Linked DNA regions of Homo sapiens: region 2 is linked to region 1. The links are chromatin contacts, found by Hi-C in ENCODE. All regions are on one chromosome and are shown on one strand. The core of a region is the stretch at or near the end of the contact, and the rest is flanking DNA. Distances in the headings are between cores, read along the strand shown.

Region 1 (4,718 bases), core at 770-3,269:
AAAAGAATGCAGATTGTAGTTTTGATCTTTTTCTATGCTCTCTATAAGTTTCCAGTTAGGGTTATGCTTTTTCCAGAAGAGAAGGTGGGAGGGCTCTTAGTAATAATGATTCAGGTGACCAAGCTTGGGGGTCAGGCTGGCAAGGCTTATGGCAAGAGCTAGGTGGGGAACAAAGAGAAGCTGATTTTCAGGATAGTGTGAGGATCACTCAAGCAGAGGACTTTATGAGGTTGAAGAATTGGCGGAATGAGAGAGATTATTAGAAAGCTATAAGATGAGGTGATGTGGTGAGTCAACAGTATAGTATGAGACTGCTGGAATTACTGATGTGATAATAATTCTGGGGTTGATGCTACAGGAAGCTAGAGCTAATAATAGTTCAAATTAGGCCTAATATTCAAACCGAACAGGGGACGTAGTCAAATGATAGAAAATTTCGACTCTGTTTTCTGCCCCATGATCTGGCATAATGTTTTTAAGGAAGGATAACTCAATGGCTAGACTTTTGTATAGTATCTTCTTCTTGTTTTCCCCCTTGTCCCACCTCCTCATCATTTTGAAACAGCTTTACTTTGAGTCCTATAAAACCCCCAGTAAGCAAAGTTGTAGACTGTGAAGCTCTACTTTATTTGGTGTAAATAATCAAAGTTACTTAAGGTTTTACACATATTACAAAATTGCTGGGGTCAGGGTCAGGAGGAAGTGTTTCTGGCCCTTGTACATTTGCTGAAAGTTTGAATCAGGTGAGAGTGAAGGAAACAAGACCCTAGACAAAATAAAGAGGTAAACATCTGTCACCTTTGTCCTCCTGCTCCTTGTGTGACGAAGGTTGCCATGGTGCTAGAAGAGAACAGAACTCAAAGAAAACAAGCAAAATGTACTGAACGTAATATGAGGAATTTTTTTAAATCTTTGATTTTTTTTCCTCTGACTCAGACTTGGTGAGAAAATTTTCTGACTCACTCAGTATGTTATATACCATGTTAACAGTAACTTTTTCCAATATAGCATATACTCCAACCAGAGTAGTTTCAGCTTTTCCTATTTCATCCTGGGGCCCTCGGGGATGCAGCTATTGGGCTACTGTGTGTAGTTTCTGGTGATAAAGATTTCTGATGTAAAGGATTTCCAAGGGATGACAAAGTCCATGATGAGGGACTGGGTGTGGACAAAATAAGTGGTTTGGAGACAAAAGCCCTCAGCTTTTAAGGTGCGAAACAACCTCTGCCCTTTGTTTTCAAATAAGTCATATCTGGCTGATCAAAATAAATACTGTAGCACCATTTGGAAGCTTCCTCTGAAGAAAAATGCCTGCTCTGGGCCAAAAGCTGCAGCAGTGAGCCTGTTCCTGCCAAAGTGATTTTTCCCCCTTCTTTGTTCCTCTTGATAATCCTAACAGTCTTTTGTATGTACACAGAGCTGAAAGCTATAATAACCCCAATTTTACAGATAAAATAACTAAGGCTCAGGAACAGAACGAATCTTCCCCCAAAGTGCACGGCAGGACGGTAGTGAAGCTGGAGCTAAAGTCTGAATCTTCACATCCTGCTCCCTTCCTGCATGGCCAGCCTGGTCCCTGGCAGAGAAGACCAGTGTTTCTCCATGAGTTCATGTGCATCTGTGCGTGTGTCCTCTGTGCACTCAGGCCTCCAGGACTTTTGTCACCGTCCAGAATCACTGGTCTTGACCATGACACATTCTCCAAGAAGCTGAACTCCCGTTTTTGTTTGTTTGCTTATTTTTACACAGTAGCACATCTGTGTGCAAAAAGAGAGAATGTGGTGTCCAAGCTGCAGGATCTGACCCCCGAAGCCTCGCCAGCGGCGTCTGTCCGGCTTGCTCTTCTGTCTGAGCTGCGCTCCGGGGAGGCGCCTGGCTGTTTAGCCGCCGTATCCCCTGGCAATCTGTTCAGGAAAATAGACCAGAAAGGGCTGCCCAGGGCTGCGCCAGCTTCAGAATCCTGCTGCCATCTAGGGATGAGATGAAGCGTCTTCCCGCGTACAGCCGCCCTGATGGATCGCTGGGGCCTCGGGCGGGGTGCACCGCTGTCCTTTCGCCGCCGTCCGGGCGGCACTGCACGTGCAGCGCGCGGTCCCCCACCCAGCGCAGCCCGCAACACCCCTGGTCTGCCGCAGGAGACCCTGCCGATGCCACTCAGGGTCAAGACTCTGGCGCGGTGGAAACTGCAGAGCAAAAGGAAACACAGACAAAAACAGTGAGAAGGTAAAAAGAGAGCGAGAGAAAACAGCTAGGGAGCAAGGAGCAGAAACCCTGCAAGAACAGAGACAAAAAGCGGAAGGTCCATCAGCGGAAGCGGGCTGCCCTAATCACCTGCGATGCGTGTGTTTATGGAACCTTGTCACTGTCACCACGCTGGTGTCCACACGCAGCTTAATGAGGTCCAAAGCGCCAAGCTACTTTATTTTCCATATATGATTTTCAATGTTTCCTTTTGCAAAAAGGAGCGGGGGCTGTGTAGGGGGGAGTGCAGGGAATAGGGTGGTGGAGGAAGTTAAGGAGGGGAGGGGGGAGAGCGGAGAGGCTGGGTGGGCGGGGGAGATACTACTGCCTTTAGTAAAGATTGCATAGAAAATCCGGAAAGAGGAGACTTATGGAGTTAACTTTATTGTCTTATATTATGGTGTAAGCATCTCTTTCTTCTACAAACAGAACAATGGGCCTTTCAAAGAAGGGAAGGGGAGAGGGTTGACTGGTGGGGGGGTGGGCGGTGGGGGAAAGGGAGGGGTCAGGGATTGGGGAAAGGGTCCTGCTGTTGACTGGGAGGCCCTGCTGGGAAACTTCAAATCACATTCTTTCTGAAAGGAAGTGTTATTAAAAGTAACTTTAATCCTTCCAGCCAGACGGCTCATAAAAGCATACAATTAAGTCAAACAAATGACAAGAGCATTTTCTCTCCTACCTGTTTCCCCCTTCTGAGAGTAATTAGTACAGGCTAGTCTTGTCTCATTTCGTGCAAATAGAAGCAGAGCGCGGCTTTGGTAGGTGCCAGATTTTCTCTTACTTTCCTCAACCTGCCTCTTCCTTCCCTATCGCCCCACCCAAAACCCGGTTCAGCTCTTGGTACCAACCAGCCTGTCTGCAGATCCAGCCAAGAACAAAGGGGCGAATTTCAATATTTCCTCTTTGTGCAAGGTTAATTGAAAATCAAAAAGTCACTTTTCAAATGTCATATTAAACCCGCCACTGCATCAATTTCCTTTTGGTGCCCATCTCCATAGGCAAGAGAAAAGTGTTTTGCGGGGGAGGGAGGCGGGGGAAGTAAGGACACAATGAGGGAAAAGAGAGAGAAAGAAGTGAAGGGATTAAAAAAATCAGAGATACACACACACTTTGATTGCAGATAGGCTAACATGCAGCGGAAAATTGTTTCCCAGAGTGTCCTCAGTCAAAGGCAGCCTTTACATTCGATACTGCGTTACTTGATATTCCAGAGACAGAACTGCATCCTAAACCTAGAGAGATTAGGCCTCCATGTTTTTATGTTTTAGTAGATGGATCACAATATGATTGTCATAAATGCCATCAGATTTTAAAACCTTAAAGGGTAATGTAATAACCTGATCATCTTCATTCGCCCTTCCCACTTTTTATACCCCTCTGAAACAGGTACAGAAACACACAGACATCCCCACAGATAGAGATACAGCCCTATGGGGTTCTGACAGTCAGTTTTTGTCACAAGGTATTTTGGAAGTGTTGGGCTGGAGTTTAATGATCTAGCATCCTTAACTTTGCTTCTGGCCCAGTGACTGTTCTCTGTCTGGATTTCCTGACACTCAGTTTTCTCCTTTCTAAAATAAGCCATAGTATCAGCCTCCTGAATTCACTACTCAGACTACATGAGGGGCCACATGAATAGAACAAACCCATACTGATGCTTTACCCTCTTCTCACGTTCCCTAGGTCTTGTGCTTGATTAGGTGATCTTAACAAGCTCAGTTTTCTGGAGTGGGAACCTGGCTTGTTGGTGCCAGTATTCCTGAGGTCTGCAGAATGGCCTGGGGATAGAACTCTCTGTTGCCAGGCTTCCTCATGCTCACTGTGTGTGTTTCCCGTGCTCCCTGCCGCTCTGCTACACTCACTTGCCAGTCGTTCCTGAAGCCAGTTGCTTTCCTGCCCAATTGCTTTGGTCTTTCTGTCTAATATTTGTCACCTTATTTTCCAGGTATGGGGCTAGGGGTGTACCCTCTCCTATGATGTACCAATGAATCTATTTCCTGTGGACCAGCCATGGTAGATAAGCCATGATAGGCTTATCTACCAGGAAATATTTGATTTACTACAGCTTTAACTTCTAAATATGCGTACAAATAACTTTTTGGTTAGATAAGCAGAGTGAAGAAGCAGAATTGTAAATTGAATTCATTCTAAGATGACCCACCTGCATAAACCAGGCCCCTAAACCTTTTTTCATCTTCAATAATATTGTAATATTGTGGTGATATCAGATGTGCCTATCAACCCTAAATGAAGGGTAGGTGGAGAAGAACATTACAACTCTCTAAACTCATTAGAATGCAAAGATAGAGAGAGTTTCTGTAACAACAGCCACTAGCTGTGTCAAAGTTCTCCTAGTGGCATTATCTTCATTGGTAAGATTGAATAGACAAAATCAGTGTCTTACCCTTTTAGATTTCTATCAACCCATACCTGTATGCAATATGCTGTGCCCTAGTAGACTCTTTCTTACAGATTTT
Region 2 (4,718 bases), core at 627-3,126, 110 kb after region 1:
TTTTTAACATCAACAAATCTGTATGTATTAAATTAACACTGAGCAAGAGTAAGAATAAAAATGAATTGTTATTCATGGTAATATACAAACAAACAATTCCCTGGTTTGTGTTCTCAAGCATCTGATCCTATAAGAAGGACTTAAGTGAAAGTAGTTAATTTTTTGAGGTGATTTCAGGAGGGAGCAGGGAGGAAAGAAAGAATAGAAGCCAATATACATGCACAATCAAGCCAGTTATAACTGTGCCAAGTGGAGCTCCATCCCACTGGGGGACTTGGGGGGCCAGCGTAGAATGTGACTCTGAAATATCCCAACCCAGGTGCAAGGCAGCAGTGTAGTTATCCTTTTACTTGCCTTAGTCATTGTTTGAGATCAGATTTCCAAGGCACTTACTCTTCATCATTTCCAGCTTGCCCTGTGCTTGGTGTGAACATGCTCTTGTGGCCAGAAAGCAGCCCCACAGACGGAGATTGTCAGGGCTCCCTAGTGCTCTGCCTTCTGTGGGTAGAGGTGACTGCTAAGATATGGGTGTGCACCAACAGCTACATCAGTGTAGGTTGAGTCCATGGCAAAAATCTTGGATCAGCAGGGATTTCAACTACATAAATTGATTTTTAAAAAAGAGGTAAGAGTTGATTTTTAGCAAAGAATTTAAATCTAGTCATGGGTGAAGTTTGAAGTATCTTAATACCCTCGTTACTGCAAAATGCCAACTCCGGTATATTAGACTGGACTCAATTTAAATTTCTCCCCTCTCAGTTGAAAAAATACTGATCAGAAAAATCCAGTTCATTTTTTTAAAGTCACATGGCAAGATATTATCTGAGCTAAACCTAGAATCCATTTTTTTTAACTCCTGGGTTAGAATTTTATATTTTATATCACAAACACAAGTAGTGTTCAAAGTGTGATATTCAAAGGAGTAGCATCAGCATCACCAGGAAAATTGTTAGAAATGAAAATTCTGGTCCCACTCTGGAACTACCAAATCAGAAACTCCTCGAATTGGTCCAACTTATGTGTTTTAACAAGTTTTCAAGGTAATTCTGATGAATGGTGAAGATTTAGAACCACAGGCACCTGATATTAAGATTGTATCTACACCTAAATAGGAAATGGCATTTACCCCACTTTTTATTACAATGTCAAAAAATTATGCTAGGTACATTTAAAAATATTATATACTGTGTTTTTCCTTTCTGGCTGAATTTTAGTTGATTTATCTGTTTTTAAAGTATTAAATAAGTTACTTAAGTTAAACAACTGGCTTGACTACTTTTTGAAGGAATGGACATGTGCATAATACATGTTTTAGCAATATATATTTTATCCAAGTGTTTTCGTTTGTAGGTCAAAATGTTAAAGAAGTTCTCACATAAAATAATCCAATTTGGAAGCAACTCAACAAACTGTATTAAAATATAAAGAAACTATATTTAAAGTTTGTGTGACTTTCTAAAACCATTTTTTCTCTCCAGGCCTGAGTTTCCTCACCTAAAAACAAAAAGAATTGAACTAGATTTTTTGGAATTCTGATCAGTTCCATATTTCTGTGCTGTAATGACAAGTTGTGGCCGAATGATGAACTAGTTCTATGTAGACACGGCCCTCCATATCATATTTCTGGCTGTATTTTCAGATTTTTTTTAAAGAAAAAAACCCAGCAATTTATATAATCTGGGGTTTGAATGATAGAAAAATTTATCCTTTATACAGAAACTGTTGTCCAAAAGTCTTTAATTGAAGCTGATCTATTTTTTTTTTTTTAATTTTGCTGTCCTCTGGTTCTGAGAAGGTAAAATATGTGACACTGGCACTCCCCAAGATTTTTTAGGGCTGAGTCATCCTCTCAGAACCAGGGCTTCCTGGCAGGGCAGGTGTAAGCATCAGAAAGCTGAAAGGTTAGAGGATTCTCTCAACCTATTTTTGGCTCTCTTCATTGCTGGCCTTGGCAACTCCTTTTCTGACCTATCAGAGCTTATCTTTGCATAGATGTTTCTAATATTTTCCAAGATGCATCTTCAGTACATTACACAATGTTCTCTTCCTAATAGTGTGAGTCACCCATATTGGCTTTAGGAGGTCCATTGCTTGTAAATAAGCCATAATCAGCATAGTTTCCAACTGATGCACTACAGCTCATTTCTCCCCCACAGTGAAGGAAGTAGCTTTGAAAAGGACAGAATCACTCTTATTCCCCTAATGTGCCATCACTGCACAACTGCAGGGTAAGCCAGTAGTCAGTTCTGAGGCTTTGTGTCAGCAATCAAACTCATTTGGTGACACATTAAGTATTATCAGGACACTCAGAGAAAAGAATGCACAGGCAAACCAAAAGAGAGTATGCATAGTGGCAACCTATAAATGTGTCTAATTCCATATTTTAAGTACTCACTAAGTGTTTTGTAGACAAAAAGTGCTACCAAATTGTAAGAATGTAATTTCAATAAGTGATCACCATGATCAAAGCCTGAATCTTTAGTTTTGCTGAATGTCTGAGACACTTCCAAGAGTACCATCAGGATTTCATTGACAGAAGAGCCTGTGAGGCCAGAGACGCTCTATTTCAGGTGGCAGGGCCATTTCAAGCCCACTCAGATCTTCTCTGACATATATTAAGAGGCAGCATAGAGTTGACAGGTAAAATATTTATTTTATTTTTAATGTGGTAACACTGATACAAGTCATTGTCTCCTTACTTGAACTGAGAGAAGAGAGCTGAAGAAAGAAAGCAACCACATCTTAACCTGAAAAAGTCATTTGTGTGGAAATAGAAATTTTATTTAAAAAAATTTTCAGATTATGTATTTTCTCACCATATGAGGTAAACATTACCTTCATTTGACAGATAAAGAGAAAGAAGCACTGACTGATTTCACATAGGCTCATGTGCAGTCACAGCAGAAATGGTGCTCCTGGCTCCTCATGACAAGAAAGTGAGGATTGCACTCAGCATGGCTCTCCAAAATCAATTTAGAAGATGGTGGATGGGGCTCCTATCTGTCCAGAATCCAATGTTTCTCCACCAAGAAAACAGGACCCCATACTTGTTATGGAAAGTCATCTTTATCTTATCATTGTGCTCTAAGTTTAGATGGCACTTTTACTTAACTACCAACTCCAGAGTTGGTTGTTACTGGATTAATGTATCAACATATCCCAACACAATGGTCACAATAAGTGATGCAGAGGATGCTCATGATCAAACTGCTCCATACAGAGTAAACTTCACAACTTTTCCTGAACTAGATACAAGAAAGCACCTATGCCTGGGAGCTATTGACAGCCATATTGAAACTACAAAGAGAAAGCCCACAGAAGATGGAAGAAGAGGAATTGGAAATGAGTAATGTGAAGAGGGAAACTAAGTACCATTCTCACTGTTGGAGGGCTCAGTTGGTCTTGGATATGTTTGCCTTCATTTTTGCTGGTCTACCTTCTCACTTTCATCACAGTTTCCATTTATTGCATTCTTTTACTGTAAGCCTTTTAAAAATGTAATTTGCAATTCGGTCTCAGTTTACTTCCTTGTTTCCATTTTTTGTGATGATAACCCCAGAATATCTGAATACAAAAATCTATAAGAAGCACAGAAAACAGTCTTGTTTAGAGAACACAGAGATGCAGGTTTTGTTTTTAGAGAAAGACAGCCACTGAGAGGCCAGCTCATTGACAATTCAAGTTTACCTTAACATCTAGCACAATCTCCATTTCAAAGTCTTTCTCCAGATTACTGTTTGTTCTTCTTCAAGAATTGTTTCCTGGTTGATGCCAGTTTCAATGACCTCTTAGTCAAACAGCCCCTATTACTGCATGACCTGATATAGGAGGAGTTGACTTAGGGTCAAACTGAAGATGTTCAACTGAAGGTGTTTCAGTCTGACACAGGAGGCAACTGCTGTTTTCTGAAATAACTGAATATGCAGCCATGACTGCCCCACATTTCTGGCTAGTTACAGTCAAATGTCCTTTTCTTTGACTGGATAAATGCCTGGGCCAAAAATAAAAATCAAGCTAATGTTGACAGCAGAGTAAGATGGTATGCATATGAAAAAATTGTGTTGGTTTTTATTTCTGTTATGAAAGCAAATTTATTAAATAAATTGAAGACTTTTTATCCTGAACACTCATGCTTAGATAAAAGTTGCATTTGGATTTTAAGTGATCATACCTCTCTTTGAGCTCTTAAACATTGTCACTAGATTCACATATTTTCTCTTGCAAGTTCGTATGATTTGCATTATTTAAACTTGCAAAGTTCATCAGTCCAGAGTTTTACTTATTTTATATCCTCTGCAGGTTATAGTACAGGTTTATGCCTGGTAAAAATGGACAAAAACATCAATCATTGTGGTTGAACACCTGAATGTAAATTGTTACCCTGAGCTCTTACCTTATTTACTTTGTTATCTATAAAATGGGGATAACAGTGACAGTCTTACACCACACTGAGTAGCTAAGTGAGTTTTATACAATGATACATATGAGCTGTGCTTCAGTGCCCATAGCACACATTCATAAACTCTCTAGTTGTAGCCTTGCTAATTATCTTTGGGCTATTTTGTACCTCTTGTAAATTGTAGGTAACTGATAAATTGGCAAACTATCTTTTCCAACAGAGTTTTCATTGACTTCTTTCCTGCCCTAGAAAAAACAGTTTTGCATCCATGTGTAATTTAGTATAAATCTATGCTTTCTTTGACTTTTTCTTTGAACAA

Evidence for each region. Hi-C counts contacts between places; a loop is a spot of excess contacts on that map. Pooled maps may share reads with other maps.
Region 2: a map of PC-3 shows a loop between it and region 1 (4-fold over the local background). The contact joins the enhancer-like site here to the promoter of LINC01902 in region 1. A Hi-C loop is called at or near these places in 1 of 168 maps with a recorded cell type or tissue (PC-3) and 1 of 50 pooled maps.

What each region holds. Positions count from the first base shown.
Region 1 is chr18:39,839,690-39,844,407 of GRCh38, forward strand. It overlaps LINC01902 (long intergenic non-protein coding RNA 1902), which reads left to right and starts at 2,020. Exons shown (of 9, transcript NR_151703.1): 1 at 2,020-2,223. LINC01901 (long intergenic non-protein coding RNA 1901) reads right to left here. Exons shown (of 4, transcript NR_187474.1): 4 at 607-2,183.
Region 2 is chr18:39,944,840-39,949,557 of GRCh38, forward strand. No RefSeq gene overlaps it. Among named protein-coding and RNA genes, the nearest start is that of LINC01901, 22 kb to the left of the region's middle. Within about 2 kb of position 1,877, at least 5 of the 41 ENCODE cell types and tissues checked have a DNase peak (open chromatin) inside an H3K27ac peak, as active enhancers do; they include PC-3, where a contact is called at or near this core.